2 separate regions of the Homo sapiens genome follow, and region 2 is linked to region 1. Evidence: chromatin contacts called from ENCODE POLR2A ChIA-PET data. All regions are on one chromosome and are shown on one strand. Each heading gives the region's core, a stretch centred on a gene start or an enhancer-like site at or near the end of the contact. The rest is flanking DNA. Distances are from core to core; before and after follow the strand shown. Region 1 holds the start of CCDC121 (coiled-coil domain containing 121). Region 2 has its middle 19 kb from the start of MRPL33.

The links. ChIA-PET counts read pairs that join two places held with the same protein, here RNA polymerase II (POLR2A).
Region 2: POLR2A ChIA-PET joins it to region 1 with 10 read pairs in Caco-2. The contact joins the enhancer-like site here to the promoter of CCDC121 in region 1. POLR2A ChIA-PET finds 5 or more read pairs at or near these places in 2 of 52 experiments (Caco-2 and common myeloid progenitor, CD34-positive).

The regions. Positions count from the first base shown.
Region 1 is chr2:27,624,231-27,632,044 of GRCh38, reverse strand. CCDC121 (coiled-coil domain containing 121) reads left to right here and starts at 3,033. Exons shown (of 2, transcript NM_024584.5): 1 at 3,033-3,095; 2 at 4,128-6,407. The coding sequence starts at 4,246. The coding sequence ends at 5,082. It overlaps GPN1 (GPN-loop GTPase 1), which reads right to left and starts at 2,995. Exons shown (of 14, transcript NM_007266.4): 1 at 2,876-2,995; 2 at 2,093-2,186; 3 at 979-1,018; 4 at 145-211. The coding sequence starts at 2,986. RefSeq lists enhancers at 2,751-2,850, 2,891-3,200, 3,261-3,320 and a silencer at 3,769-4,063.
Region 2 is chr2:27,748,744-27,756,557 of GRCh38, reverse strand. No RefSeq gene overlaps it. Among named protein-coding and RNA genes, the nearest start is that of MRPL33, 19 kb to the left of the region's middle. RefSeq lists an enhancer at 3,320-3,938 and silencers at 7,190-7,390, 7,350-7,550, 7,510-7,710. Within about 2 kb of position 3,722, at least 9 of the 41 ENCODE cell types and tissues checked have a DNase peak (open chromatin) inside an H3K27ac peak, as active enhancers do.

The sequences.
Region 1 (7,814 bases), core at 1,784-4,283:
ACTTCTCTGTCTGACAAAATGCCTACTTATTTTCTATATTTATGCTCAGGTTTGCTGCTCTTCTTTACCAATGTGATCAAGCTAAGGAATTTAAGAGTCACAGATTTTTACACAACCATATTAATATACTAAAGACAGATATACCTGATCAAATCTGGTAGCAAAGAGATTGAGTGAGGTCACTATGCCGCCATTGGGTCCAAGTCCATATCTAGACACCAAGTTGAGGACTGAAATCGCTTATAGATTAGATTATAAAGTTCATACCTAGGCTATCATTCACACAAACGGCATTATGAAATTAGTGTTCCATTAATGGATACTGGCAACCTAATCCTTGACTACCATACAAACTTAACCACACAGGGAAACAGTCATTATCAAGGTCTGGCTCACTCATTTGATTTAAGGAGTGGTCAGGCAAAATGAAGAAAGCAAAGTGACCAAAATGTAATACAGGTGCATCAGGCAGTGACAGCCCACTGGCATTGGTCATTAAGGCCACCTGTATAACACCTCCGGCTCTGATCCTCATAAATAAACCAAGCAATCTGCTGATTATGATTAGTCTTCCTACTTAGACTTGCCTACGGAGAGAGTACACATTTCATACAGCAATTTACTAAGAGTTAATCCAACTAAACTCACTCATTTCTGAGTTTCCCAGTCTAAAGAGGTGGTGACCAACAGATGATCCTCCAAGGCAAAATACTACCTTGTGGGACCCAGGTAGCTGTCAGTTATCCTATCATACTCTCTGCTCTTTAATTACAACAGCCTGCCATCTGGGGAGATGGTAAGAAAACTAAAATCTCAAGCTGAAATAGTATTTCTGATCACCTACCTCTCCCACAATCAGCTTCCATCCTTTTGCTTGTATATTTCACAAGGAAAAGGCAAAAACACTCTTTCAAGCCACAAAATACACAGACAAGAAGCCAGGAATGAGTCAAGACCAAAGTAGATGGAAAAGGATACTGTTTCATTACTTCTTTATACTTTACAGTATCACGAATATCTGAGGAGAAAAAAAAGAATTAACTGGAATGTAATACATACACATTCCCTACCACCAGGAAAGTAAAACTGGCCTTCTAGCCTTCTCCTGTCAGCATTCTCTTCTACCACCTCCACTTTCACACTGGTTTCCTTCCTTACAAAGAATAAATGCCAAGTAAATCATGAAGAATGTTAGGGCTAGGAGCTCTAAAGTTGTGGCAAAGAGTTTTGTCTCCACAAAGTGCAAAGTTTCATGCAACTTAAACATGCCTAGAAAAAGGGAGGCAAAAATCAAGGGGGAAAAAATGCTTCTTACTAATTGCCTATTACTGACAAAGGCAACACAATGGCAATGCAGACATGATTTTTTAAAAGGAGTTAGGCTGGGCACAGTGGCTCACACCTATAATCCCAGCACTTTGGGAGGCCAAGGCAGGAGGATTACTTGAGCCCAGGAGTTCAAGACCAGCCTGGGCAACATAGAGAGGCCTTGTCTCTCCAAACAAAACAAAACTAGCCCAGCATAGCGGCAGGAGGCTGAGGTGGGAGGATCACTTGAGCCTGGGATGTTGAGGCTGCAGTGACCTGTGAATCACGCCACTGCACTCTGGCCTGGGTGACAGAGACTCTGTCTAAAAAAAAAAAAAAAAAAAAAAAAACCTAAGCTGTTTAGGAATGCAAGCAAATCCAAAGGAAATGAAAGTAGATAGTTTAGAAAACATGAAAAAAGAAGGCACTGAAGACTGGCAGGCTGGAGGCTTTACAGAGTCTCACTCTATTGACCAGGCTGGAGTGCAGTGGCACGATCTTGGCTCACTGCAACCTCTGCCACCCGGGTTCAAGCAACTCTCCTGCCTCAGCCTCCCGAGTAGCTGGAATTACAGGTGCCTGCCACCGTGCCTGGCTAATTTTTTGTATTTTTAGTAGAGATGGAGTTTCACCATCTTGGCCAGGCTGGTCTTGAACTCCTGACCTCGTGATCTACCTGCCTCGGCCTCCCAAAGTGCTGAGATTACAGCCGTGAGCCACCACGCCTGGCCTTTTCCATTCTCTTTAAAGCACTGCACACAAGTTATGTTACTGGTTTACTCACCAATATTGGCAGGAAAGGGAACTTCATGTACTGCTGGATCCAGGTTGATCACATACGGTGGAGTGCCTTGGGCATGCAGGTGTCCTGTGAGCCTCTGCAGAGATATGGGGAGAGGGTTGGAAGGAGACAAAGAGGGGACAAGAGAGAACTTCCATTCCTTTAACACCCATGCCTTAAGAATATTGCACTTAGATTTTCTTCTACCTGAAATATCCACCATGTCCACCTCCAAGATACAACTCTCAGTTCAAATGCTACCTTTCTTCATCACCCATCTAACAAAGCTTCCCCTACTCGTAGTCACTTGTTTACTTGTTTTGATTCTTCGTATGTGGGTTTTCTCTATCTCCTCCATTAAATATTTGGCCCCACGAATGAATCTTGTCAACCTCATTTTCGCTATATCCCCAGTGAATGGAACATGACAGGCGTGCAAGAAATATTTGGCAAATCTTCACCAAAACCTGTGTGCTAGCACTGTATTAATCTTTAAAGTTACTTGTAACTTGCCTCCGAGAAACGCAATTTTATCAGCAAGACAATTCCTGTACAACGTGGTAAGCTGGACCGAGTATGCCCTGAAGGTGCGCAGAAGAGAGCCTTAATTAACCTGGCTAGGGCCCGAGGAGGCTTTGCCGGGGAAGGAACTAAAGTTGATGGGAAGCCCCCGAAAGCCATGCGCCGGTACCCTCCAAATCCTCTTCCCTCCCTTTCTTCCTGGCCTTCCGCCTGCCGGAGGCAACCTTTTGCGCTCCCCTACTACACCCATGCTGTGTACGTCACCTGTACAAAAGTGGTTTTCCCGGATCCCGCCATTCCCAACACCAACAGACACACTGGGTGCCGCGGACCCCCAGAAGCCTGGAGCTCAGCGGCAGCTGCGGACGCCGCCATCTTCCTCCTGGCCCCACCCACCCGACCATAGAGACACCGCATGGGTAGAGAAACTTCCGCAATGTTCTGGGCTGCGAACGAAAACCACCACAGCGTCAGAAAGGAGCGGGTGAGGGGCGCGGCGGTTGCCAGGGCATCTTCTTAGCGTCGGGCAGGGCTGATGAGTCAACTAGTGACAGTGGCGAGGAAGTGGGGGCGCTGAGCAAGCGAGAGGAAGGCTGAAGGGAGCTAGGAAAAGGGCGCTGATCTCTGCAGCCTGGGAGGGCTTTTGTCTCCCGGAGGAAGGCCAGAAGAGATGGGGTCCCGAGGGCAGGGCTCACACAGCAAGAAAACGAGGAGCATGCCTGTCATTTTGAGCCCACAGAGAACGGGGAGCGGAGCCACTGGAGGACCGGCTGCTCGGGCTTATTCGGTAGCCGAGGCGGTTAAACAGTTCAGGGCTGGACCAGCCGGGACTGGAGCAGGGTGCAGTCTCCAGGGTTGCTGGGCAGCACCGAGACCCTTTGAGCACCGAACGAATAAACTACGGGAGCTTTCCACACTTGCACATTGTTCCCGCGAGTTGCAGACGCAGGTTCCTGATGCTAGCGCTCATTCCTTGGCAGTCACCCTCAGTGAACTACACAGTTGCCGTGACCTTCAGGATGAATGCTTGGATTCCAGGTGCAAGTAGGTACTGGAGGGGAGCTTCCTCCCCTCCAGTCACTGAAGGTCCCTCAGAAACTCAGGAAAGATGATGAAAGAGCCTAGAAAATTATTTCTACTCCTGACCACCCAGTCTGTTTCTGTGACCCTTTGTAGCTGCAAACAGTGTTCAGTAAGTCATAAGATCTGGCTTTAATACCCAGGCTCTGCCACTTGCTAGTGGTGTGAGTCATGGGCAAGTCACTTAAACTCTCTGAACCTGTTTTCTCCTTTTTTAAAACTGAGGTAATACCTCCCAGGGTTGTAGTGAATGCACGTTGTAAATGACGAGCTACATTCCTCATCCTTTACCACTAGCTGGATTCCCCACACCTTGCATAATGTCTGGAACATTCTGGTGCTCAGAAATATTCTCTTGTATGAATGAAGGACAGTTGTGCACTTACTTCCTAAAGTTTCATTAACTGACAGAGGAATGTCTCGTTTGTTCTTTCAGGTTTGCTGAGGGCCCCAGAAGGCTCCTTCCACCGTATCATAGTCTAATAAATAATTTTGTCAAGCCAGAGAAGCTAACAAAGGTAGAGACAAGGCTTAAAGAAAAGATAGTGGCGGAAATGACGGATCTGAACAAGCATATAAAACAAGCTCAAACCCAGCGGAAACAGCTACTGGAGGAATCCAGGGAGCTACACCGAGAAAAGTTACTTGTCCAGGCTGAAAACAGATTCTTTCTGGAATACCTGACTAACAAAACTGAAGAGTACACAGAGCAACCTGAGAAGGTATGGAACAGCTATTTACAAAAAAGTGGAGAGATTGAACGAAGAAGACAAGAATCAGCCTCCAGATATGCAGAACAAATTTCAGTGCTTAAAACAGCGCTCTTGCAAAAGGAAAATATCCAATCCAGTTTGAAGCGGAAGTTGCAGGCAATGAGGGACATTGCTATATTAAAGGAAAAGCAGGAGAAAGAAATACAGACATTACAGGAGGAGACAAAGAAAGTCCAAGCTGAGACAGCTTCAAAGACACGGGAAGTACAGGCCCAGCTCCTCCAGGAGAAAAGATTACTGGAGAAACAACTGAGCGAGCCAGACAGGAGGCTACTGGGAAAGAGAAAAAGAAGAGAGCTTAATATGAAGGCCCAGGCCTTGAAGTTGGCAGCAAAGCGGTTTATTTTTGAATACTCCTGTGGCATCAACAGAGAGAACCAGCAGTTCAAGAAGGAATTACTGCAGCTAATTGAGCAAGCCCAGAAACTAACGGCTACTCAAAGCCACTTAGAAAACAGGAAGCAGCAGCTGCAGCAGGAACAGTGGTATCTGGAGTCCTTAATCCAGGCGAGGCAGAGACTGCAAGGAAGTCATAATCAGTGCCTAAATAGACAGGATGTTCCAAAGACCACACCCAGTCTTCCCCAAGGCACCAAATCAAGGATTAATCCAAAGTAACTTCTAAAATAACACTGATTAAATAAGAACTGGAGCAAGTACTCTTAAGTGCTACATTAACCTGGTTAGAAAGGCTGTTGGATTCCAGATTGCTATTGTAAAATCTCCATCATGATGTGTTGGAGTGAAGGATTAGATGGTTTTATCCAACAGTCCTACTAGATATTTGGTAACCAGCTTCCCTTAACTAGCTTTTTCTTTAAATACTCGTTAATAAGCTATTCCACAAACCTCCAGTTAACCTAACACATGACCCTAACCTAGCCATTTACCATACATCAAACTAGCTAAAGGAAACCAACCTAAGGAAGTGAAAACAGTTGTGATTTATTTCATCTAGCTAAATTGTATTTCTTTATAGAGAAAGTACCTTTAAGGATAGCATTCCAAATAGACTTTGAATAGCGTTCTGCCAGTTTATCCTCATTCCTTTTGACCAACTTAGCAGACAAAAGCAGTTTTTACAAGCTCTTTGTGAGTTTGTGCCAGTGACCAGGTAGCTCCTTCTAGTTTTCTCATGAGTGAAAAAGCATTCTGATAACAGCAAGTCCAGTAAGTGCTAGGCAGAGTGACCTTTCATCTGATGCTAAGCCCCTACAAGTTTGAGAAGGTAAGAAAAGATGAAGGAGACATATATTAGGTCAGCTCTTACTTTTGAAAATGTTTTATTTGAAGAAACACCTGTAGCATTGAGGTGACTGAATGCCTCCACTTATTTCAGGAAAACGTATCCAAAAAAAGTTGAAATATTTGGACAACTTTTTTTTTAAGTGCCATCGATTTCCCTAGCAGCATTCTAAAAGATAGCAAGTAAAATGATGTTTGTTATCCTAAATGCTTTAGTTTTAGGTCATTTATTAATTTTCTTACAGGTGCACTTTCTAGTACATGAAGTATCCTTTGTAATTAATGTGTGCCATATGTTTATTCCCATTTAGTATAACTATAAATTATATTTTAAATTATATATTTTTAGGATAGTTATATTTTTTTTGGGTTCTACGACATTGAAGTTGGACTAGTGATTTATTTGAATGCTGAATCCTAGTATAGGGGAATATAATCTTATATTTTAACAGGGGTCCTCTATGGGAAAATAGGATGAACTTTGTTTCCCAGAAATTGTTAAGTGATGAAAAACTTCAAAATAATTTTCCTGCATTTTCTGCTTTATTTACATGTAAAGTGAATTCCCTGAAAATTGGATTTAAAAAGCATTCTCCTTCAATGTGCCTTTACCTTGTAGCTTTAACAACTTTTCTGTTAAATATGTAGTTTTTTATTAAACAATGTTATTAAATAAAAACATTTATCCACTGATTTTATTACTGTTCCAATGTAACACATTTTCTACTTCATCACTCTTCTGTTACCACTCTTAAATGTCTTATTCACATGTGCAAATAATAAAAACTAGTTTTAATGCAGAAATTAGGATTTTAGCATACAGGTACTTTAACCTAAATCTCAATTTGTGAGCTGAAAATACAGAAACACTGAACAAGGAAAGCATGGTATCCAAGACAAACTTGAAGGCTTAGTCTCTGTGGACGTAAAAACCCTAAGACAATGTATTTCTAAGGCTGATAAAAAGTTGGAAAGTAGGAAGCATATTAGTTCTGTTAATTCCCCTCCTGCCACTGGTGTCCCAATTATCTAATTCAAGAGTGGGTAACTTCCACCTGATCTCAGTTCATTTTTACTTATCATCCCAGGTAATGGATATGGTATACTGCTTGTGGCTGTCCCTTCCAGAGTGAGGGCTTGAAGACATTAAAAGTTGAATGATAACTGATTTCATACCTTGAAATCCATACCTCTAAGTAAGCAGCAAGTTGGCCAACTAAGATTTCAATCTGCATTTTGTCTGCTTTGCTATTTAGAAAATTACACAGGGTTATGTTACAGAAAGTGAGTTTAGATGGAAAAGACCTCTGAGGTGAAATTTAAGACCTATGATTGCTAAAATGAAGCCTACAATGCAAAAACTGGGGAAGAAACTATTCTAGGCAGAGGCAACAGTGAATGCAAATGCCTTAAGATGGCAATAAGCTTGGTAGGTTCAAGGAACAGAAAGGTGTGTATGTAAAGTATAGTTGAGGAATGGTCACAGAACATGAGTGGAGGAAAGGAAGATGAGGCTATTAAGGCTAGCAGGAGTTTAGGCACCGAGGGCCTTTAGCAGGTGAATGAGGTCTGATTTACCTAATTTTAAAAACTACAACTGTTATGTGGAGTGTATCCAAGCCAGAAAAAAGTGGAAGGAAACCAATTACGAAGATACTGTAGTCTAGGCAAGAGGTAATGATGGCTTAGATTGGAATGGCAGAAGTAGAGTGAACAGATTCAAAATGTAGTTGGTGGTAGGCAGGACTTGCTAATGGATTTGCTATAAGAAGAGAGAGATGAAGCAAGAGTAAATTTCTAAAATGTTCTCTTTTAAGGAGATGTGCAGAATATTCTTTGTATTTTTTTAGACGGTCTCACTGTGTCACGCAGGCTGGAGTGCAGTAGTGTGATCACAGCTCATAGCAGCATCTTGACCTCCTGGACCCAAGAAGTCCTCCCATCTCGGCCTCCCAACTAGCTGGGACTATAGGTGCACACCACAATGCCCAGCTAATTTTTTTAATTTTTTTGTAGAGATGAGATTTCATCACATTGCCCAGGTTGGTCTAGAACTCCTGAGCTCAAGCGATCCTCCAGCCTCAGCCTCCCAAAACGTTAGGATT
Region 2 (7,814 bases), core at 2,473-4,972, 120 kb before region 1:
CAGAGAGCTAAAGGACCAGCATGTTCAGATGTGGCCACTCTTTGGGTAGAAGACAGCACCAGAGATGAGTGCTCAGTGTCTGTGAAGTCACAGGGGCTTGGCAATGGGAGGCTTAGGAGACTCTAAGGAGTTGAAATACATTTTGAACATGTGCAGAAGAGTCTTTCGATCCAAGTCTTGGAGGAAAGCAGGCCAATTTCAGGCTGAGATGGGACAGGTGCTGACTGTGGGGAGGGAGAGGGGCCCATGCTGGAGCAGTCCAGGAATCCTAATCCACGCCTGGGTGGTCCCCAGGCTTCCAAGCCCCCTGGGATCCTGGGAAGTTCCAAGACTGCTGAGGCAGGTCAGCAGGTTCCCGGTTGAACTCAATTACCAGGCCCACTTTGGGGTGCTCAGAATGGGTCAAGAAAGCAGCCATCAGCAGAAGGTGTTGACATGGGACTCCAGGGTACTAGGTTGAGACAATGTGTATTGATTTAAAAGGCACAGAAACCGTAACTGCACACAACTTTACACACATATTCTTATCAACATGTTGTTCCACTGATCATCTAAGGGGTGGTCAGCTTCCCTGGTCACTTGCAGCTGAGAAATGCAGCCTCGGTGACCTTCAACTGAGGAGGAGTCGACATTGGCTTCCGGTCTTCCCAGAGCCCTTGTTGTTTGTTTGTTTGTTTGTTTTGAGACGGAGTCTCGCTCTGTCACCCAGGCTGGAGTGCAATGGCGCGATCTCGGCTCACTGCAAGCTCCGCCTCCCGGGTTCACACCATTCTCCTGCCTCAGCCTCCCGAGTAGCTGGGACTACAGGCGCCCGCCACCATGCCCACCTAATTTTTTGTATTTTTAGTAGAGACGGGGTTTCACCGTTTTAGCCAGGATGGTCTCGATCTCATGACCTCATGATCTGCCCGTCTTGGCCTCCCAAAGTGCTGGGATTACAGGTGTGAGCCACTGGGCCTGGCCAAGCCCTTGTTTAAGAACCACCTTCTTTGGCTTTTCACCCCAGGGTTGCTGGGGACACCTGATGTCCTACATTATTAGGCTTTTCCTGGCTTCTGAAACCTTGTGCTGAAAGTCTCTCTGAGAGCGATACAGATTGATTAGACACTCGGATTGTTTGACACGTGTGGTTTTGCCAAAGGCAACACGTTCTTTGACCAACTTCTGAAACTCCCCAGTTCTCCTAGTCTCTCTGGACTTGAGTATCAGCCATGTTCTTATGTTGATGCCAAGCTCCTGGGTGATTAAAATTCTTCTAACCACCTTTCTGATTCAAGGCTGTACTCTGACAACACAATTGCTTTTTGGGGATTTTTGCAAACATCTCAAAAGGGCAAGAAACATTCTTCCTCCCTTTTAGCCCAATGTAGACCGGAGGTTTTTTCAGCCGTCAGCTGAATGCTGGGCCCCACCAGTGCCCAGTAGGTACAGTCCCATCCACTGTGAGGTGGGCTCCAGGGAGGGCCGTTGGGTCCATGTGAAGCCAGCAGGAGGGGCCATGTGAAGCCAGCGTCTGAGGGGCTCCCCATGAGGCCACCAAGCCCCTGTCAAACCTAGTAAGTCACCCTGACACCAACCCCACCCTTCCTCAGAAGAGCAGTGAATAAACAAGAGCATGTGAATTGGGCAACTCCAGGTGGGGGTGCAGGGAAAGTGCTCAGGCTTGAAGGGGGGATAGAGAGGGGCTGGTAGAGTCACAGTGGGGAAGCAGCTGAAGGAGACGGATCGGTGAAGGAGCTCATGTGGAGGGGCCCCAGATAGTGAAGGAGGGTCCAAACCAACATTTTCTATTCTTTGCCCAGTAAAGTTTCATGAATCAACTCAAATGTTTGCTTGCTCTCACCTTCTGCCCCTAAGGAGGAAGTTGGGGGATAGCTGGTCCAAGGATTTGGACTTTGGGGCTCTCCATTTGTAAGTAAGGAAAAAGTCAAGATGAGCCATCATACTCTGTTTTCATTCCATCCTTGGCACAGACAACATATTACTCCAAAGGAGAGCTGAATAACAGAATTTAAAGGGAAATTAGAGATGAGAACATTTAGTCATCATCCTCATTTTACAGATGAGAAAACTGAGGCCCAGGGAGGTTAAACATTAAATAATGTGCTCCAAATCACTCAACCAATAATTGCAGAACTGGCAGGACTAGAACTCTGCCGCCTAATTCCCAGTTCATGCATTTTCTTGCCTTCTGCTGTGCCTGACAGGTTCCCAGTGGTGAAAGTCGGCCTTGGAGCGCCCTCCCATGGCTGTGGACAGCTACTGGAGCAGCTGTGGCACAGGCCAGTGTTAACTTGAGGATAGAATGACCTGCAGGGCTGGTTGAAACAGATTGCTGGGCCCCACCCTTGGAGTTTTGGGTTGTCTAACAAGTCCCCAGGGGACGCTGACCTACTGATTCAAAGACCACTTACTCAGAAACTCAGATGTAGATAAAAGATTTTGCAGCCAGAATACCTGGTTTCAGGTCCCAGCTCTGCCATCCAAGTGCTGATACCTTGAACATGGTACTTAATCTCTTAGCATCTCGATCTCTTTATTTTATGATGGCAACAATAACAACCACCCATAGGGTTAATGTGTAAAATAAATAAATCAGATGTAAAATACCTGAGAAGTGACATGCTGATGCTGTGTGAATATACAGATTCACAAATATGTGACCTTTGTCTGGAGAGATGCCACTGGAGGCCAGGGAATGTCCACAGAGACAAAAGCATTCTCTTAATGCTACTCAAAATTACAATAAATCCAGAAGAAATTGTGTTTATCCTGCCACAAATACTGGCTGAGGAATTACGAGGGCCTGGCACTGTGCTGTACACCACATTTGCAAAGGTGAATGACAGTCCCTGCCCTGGAGGAACAACTAGAAGGAAGATAAACATGTAAATTCTAATAATTACCCTAATCCCAGATGAGCCAGGGAAGGAACCCTGTGCCTAGAGCACAGAGCATCCCACCCTGTCTGAGAAGTCAAGCAAGGCTTTGAAAAAGAACCTGACTTTTGAGTAGGGTCTTGAAGGATGAATAGGAGTTCTTTAAGAAGAGAAGTGGTAGGGGGCACTCCAGGCAAAGGAAACAGCATATGCAAAGTAGTCACGGAAGCATGAAAATGCATAATATTTTCAAGGAAATCGCACGTGGTTCTATGTAACTGGAGCTCAGTGGGTCTGGGAAAAGGACTGGCAAAAAAGGCTAAGAAGTTTGGGCCATGCCGGGCACGCGGGTGGCTGAGGCAGGAGAATGCTGTGAACCTGGGAGGCGGAGCTTGCAGTGAGCCGAGATCGCGCCACTGCACTCCAGCCTGGGCGACAGAGCGAGACTCCATCTCAAAAAAAAAAAAAGAAGTTTCGGCCTGACTGTAACCTGGTGGGAAGCCATTGGAAGACACCCGACGAGGATTCCCTGAAAAAATTCTTAATGAGTCCCTAAGGCAAAGATTTCCAAGCCAAGCGCTTCACCACATACCCTCAGCGGCCCCAGTGCCTGAGAGCCTCCCCTGCCAGGAAGCCTAGCCCAGAAACGCCTCCCGAAACGGGTAGTGGCCCTGGGGAAGAAGCTTCCCTGGAAGGCACAAGCAGTAAACGGGCAGCCTCTTACCTCTTACCTTCATCAGATACTGGCGGGAGGCACCCTCCTGGCAGATTTCTTCATCCCCCTCTCCTTCTGTGGGTGTGGAGTCACTGGGAGAACAAAGGGATGTTATCTGTAGCTAATAAGTTATGGGAGGGGGAGGGAGCTGTAGGCGCCTGTGGGGGTGGGGAAATGAGTCCTGAGCAGCTCTGATGCAATCCAGAAAGAGGCAGGTGCAAGCCTGCACCTGGGAAGCAAACCCCCTGCCTCCCCAAAGTACACAGAGATTTGAAGCTGGAAGAGGCACCTCCAAGACTTGCCCGTGATCCCACAGCTAGCTGACGCCTGGCCCCCTCTCCCCACATCTGACTCCACGATAAAAGGTCTCAGTCTTGGAAAAACTGGCGGTTGCTGTGTTCATTGACCTCACTCCCTCTTCCTGAGTCTCTCCTGCAGCCTTCCCTTCCCAGCCCAGTCCCTGACCCTCTTTCAGACTCAGCCTTTGGTTTCCAAACAGGTATAGAATGTGGTGTGCAAAAAATGGCCTCCGCTATTTTTGAAAAAAGCAATGGCAAGAAAAAAAGAGCAAACTGCTATTCTGAGCCACATGGGCTTGGGGTTTTGATTCCAATTTCTTTGTCTCCGGTGGAGGTGGAAGCAACTTGCTCTTGTGGGAATAATCCCTTTTGTTTTTAGGAAAAGATTTTAATAGGTCTTTGGGTTATGCAAGGATAAAACGTGAACCTTTTCTGGAAAGGAGACAGTGCAATGCAGGACAACGTGAGGCCACAGGCTCCTCTTAGTCACTGTAAAATGTGGCTTTCTTTGAGAGAGAATGGCATCTCTGCAGAGGTTATGGGGAGTTTTGTTAAAGCTGTGCTTGGAGAACTTAAGAGAGGGGCTTGGGCTGGGCATGGTGGCTCACACCTATAATCCCAACAATTTGGAAGGCCGAGACGGGCGGATCGCTTGAGGTCAGGAGTTCGAGACCAGCCTGGCCAACATGGTGAAACCCTGTCTCTACTAAAAATACAAAAAAATTAGCTGAGTGTGGTGGCAGGAGCCTGTAATCCTAGCTACTCGGGAGACTGAGGCAGAAGAATCGCTTTAACCCAGGAGGTGGAGATAGCAGTGAGCTGAGATGGCGCCACTGCACTCCAGCCTGGGTGACAGAGTAAGACTTCATCTCAAAAAAAAAAAAAAAAAAAAAAAGAGAGGGGTCTGTTTCTGCAGTGGGCACCAGCAGGATTGAGCTGGTGACTGGCAGGGAGGACACCCAGGATGTGTGTGAATTCTCAGGAGTCCTTGCAAACAAGGGGAGAGGAAACCCAGGCAGGGCCGAGCTGTGCTGTTCCCGTTTGGTGACTGAAGGGACTGTGAGTGTGAAGGCAGGTGACAGGAGGATGGGTGGGGGTTGTGTCCTATTCCTCTCTCTGGCAGGGCTACCAAGGGCATCCACGCCAGTTCAACAACCCACTGAGCTCTTCCTAAAAGGACTACAAAGTCAGGTCAAAGAGGCACGGCCACCCCTGGTCCCCCTGCCACAGCCGGCCTGGAGTCAGAGCCCATCCTGAGAACAGAGCCCCACGCATCTTTCCACCCTCTGTGCTAAAAGGAGGACTGAGGTCTAACGGGGCGCCAGTGTAACCTCTTAGTTCCTAAATGTTTTACTTTGAAATGTCTCTTTTTGCTAACTACCTGACTTTGAAAAGGTAAAATGCTTTCTTTTGAAAAAGTTTTTATAGGAAACTGGATTAACCTGGGATTCAGGATGCAGGTCCCGCCAGGTTTCAGGAGTTGGGTTTAAAACTGGAACCAAGGGAAGGAATAAATGGGCATTTGGGGCTTAAAGCACTTCTGTTCTATATTAATGTAAAAATTACATGAATCTATTATTTATATAAAATTATAAACATAAACATATATTATGGTACATATGTATATTGTTTTATAATGTATTATAACTTTTTTTTTTGAGACTAAGTTTTGCTCTTATTGCCCAGGCTGGAGTGCAATGGCGCCATCTTCGTTCACTGCAACCTCCGCCTCCCGGATTCAAGTGATTCTCCTGCCTCAGCCTCCCAAGTAGCTGGGATTACAGGCATGCGCCACCACGCCTGGCTAATTTTGTATTTTTAGTAGAGATGGGGTTTCACTATGTTGGTCAGGCTGGTCTCGAACTCCTGACCTCAGGTGATCCACCCACCTCGGCCTCCCAAAGTGCTGGGATTACAGGCGTGAGCCACAGCGCCCAGCCTAAAATAGTTTTAAAATAATAATTTATAACATCAAAATCCATTTTGGGCAGTGGCTCATGCCTGTAATCCCAGCACCCTGGGAGGCCAAAGTGGGTGGATCACGTGAGGCCAGGAGTTCGAGACCAGACTAGCTAATGTGGTGAAACCCCGTCTCTACTAAAAATGCAAAATTTAGCCAGGAGTGGTGGCACACACTTGTAATCCCCACTACCTGGGAGGCTGAGGCAGGAGAATCACTTGAACCTGGGAGGTGGAGGCTGCAGTGACCTGAGATCGCACCACTTCACTCCAGCCTGGGTAACAGAGTGAGAGTCTGTATCAAAAAAAAAAAAAAAAAAAAAAAAAATCTGCCAGGGCTTGGTGGCTCATGCCTGTAATCCCAGCACTTTGGGAGGCTTAGGCAGGTGGATCACTTGAGGCTAGGAGTTAGAGACCAGCCTGGCCAACATGGCAAAACCCCATCTCTATTAAAAACACAAAAAAAATAGCCAAGTGTGGAGGTGCACACCTGTAATCCCAGCTACTCCGGAGGCTGAGGCATGAGAATCACTTGAACCTGGGAGGCAGAGGCTGCAGTGAGCTGAGATCACACCACTGTACTCCAGCCTGGGTGACAGAATGAGACTCTGTCTCAGAAAAATAAAAGAAAGAAAAAAATATATTTTAATATAAATATAATAAATTTGTAGAAAATATAAATAATATGTAAATGTACAAAAACCATAAATGTCATCATTATCCCACCACCAAAAATTCATTGATGTCAATATTTTAAGATACTTCTTTCTGATTTTACTCAATGCATATAAACAAACAGGCAAACAAACAAATAATCTAATATACTGAACATCCACCTACAGTTATTCTACAATCCTGACAGAGAAAGAAAATGCTTCTTTTCCAAGAGTTCTAGCAAAAATCTCAGGACCCCCTCTCATTGGCCTAGAATGGGTAACATGCCAATTTCTGAGTAAATCTCTCTGATGAATTGTCAGGCTGAGTGATATACCCAGTCCCATCCAATCATGGGGACTGAAAGTTGGGTGTGGTGAAATAGCTCCCCTGAGGAAATCAGTGAATTAATACTCAAAGAAGGAGGATTCTTTGTTGGGTGGTAACAATTCCCATGTCTGCTACAGGGATGCCACCCTTAGTTTGTCCATATTAAATTATTAACTGTGCCTTCATGTGTTTGTCCATCACATTCTCTGCAAAAATGCCCTACCCTACCTTTTCTGCTGGACAGATCCCATGTCAAAGTTCTGGTCTATGAATCCTTCCTTTGCAATCCCTCAGTGAATCCTTCCTTTGCAATCCCTCAATGAACCCTTCCTTTGCAATCCCTCACTGAACCCTTCCTTTGCAATCCCTCACCGAACCCTTCCTTTGCAATCCCTCAGTGAACCCTTCCTTTGCAATCCCTCACTGAACCCTTCCTTTGCAATCCCTCAGTGAACCCTTCCTTTGCAATCCCTCACTGAACCCTTCCTTTGCAATCCCTCAGTGAATCCTTCCTTTGCAATCCCTCACTGAATCCTTCCTTTGCAATCCCTCACTGAACCCTTCCTTTGCAATCCCTCACTGAATCCTTCCTTTGAAATCCCTCACTGAACCCTTCCTTTGCAATCCCTCAGTGAATCCTTCCTTTGCAATCCCTCACTGAATCCTTCATTTGCAATCCCTTGGTGAATCCTTTCTTTGAAATCCCTCAGTGAATCCTTCTGCAATCCCTCAGTGAATCCTTTTGCAATCACTTGGTGAACCCTTCCTTTGCAATCCCTCACTGAACCCTTCCTTTGCAATCCCTCACTGAACCCTTCCTTTGCAATCCCTCGGTGAACCCTTCCTTTGCAATCCCTCACTGAACCCTTCCTTTGCAATCCCTCACTGAATCTTTCCTTTGCAATGCCTCACTGAATCTTTCCTTTGTAATCCCTCGGCAGCATCAGGTGCTCTCTTCTTAAATCCACTCACCGTGGG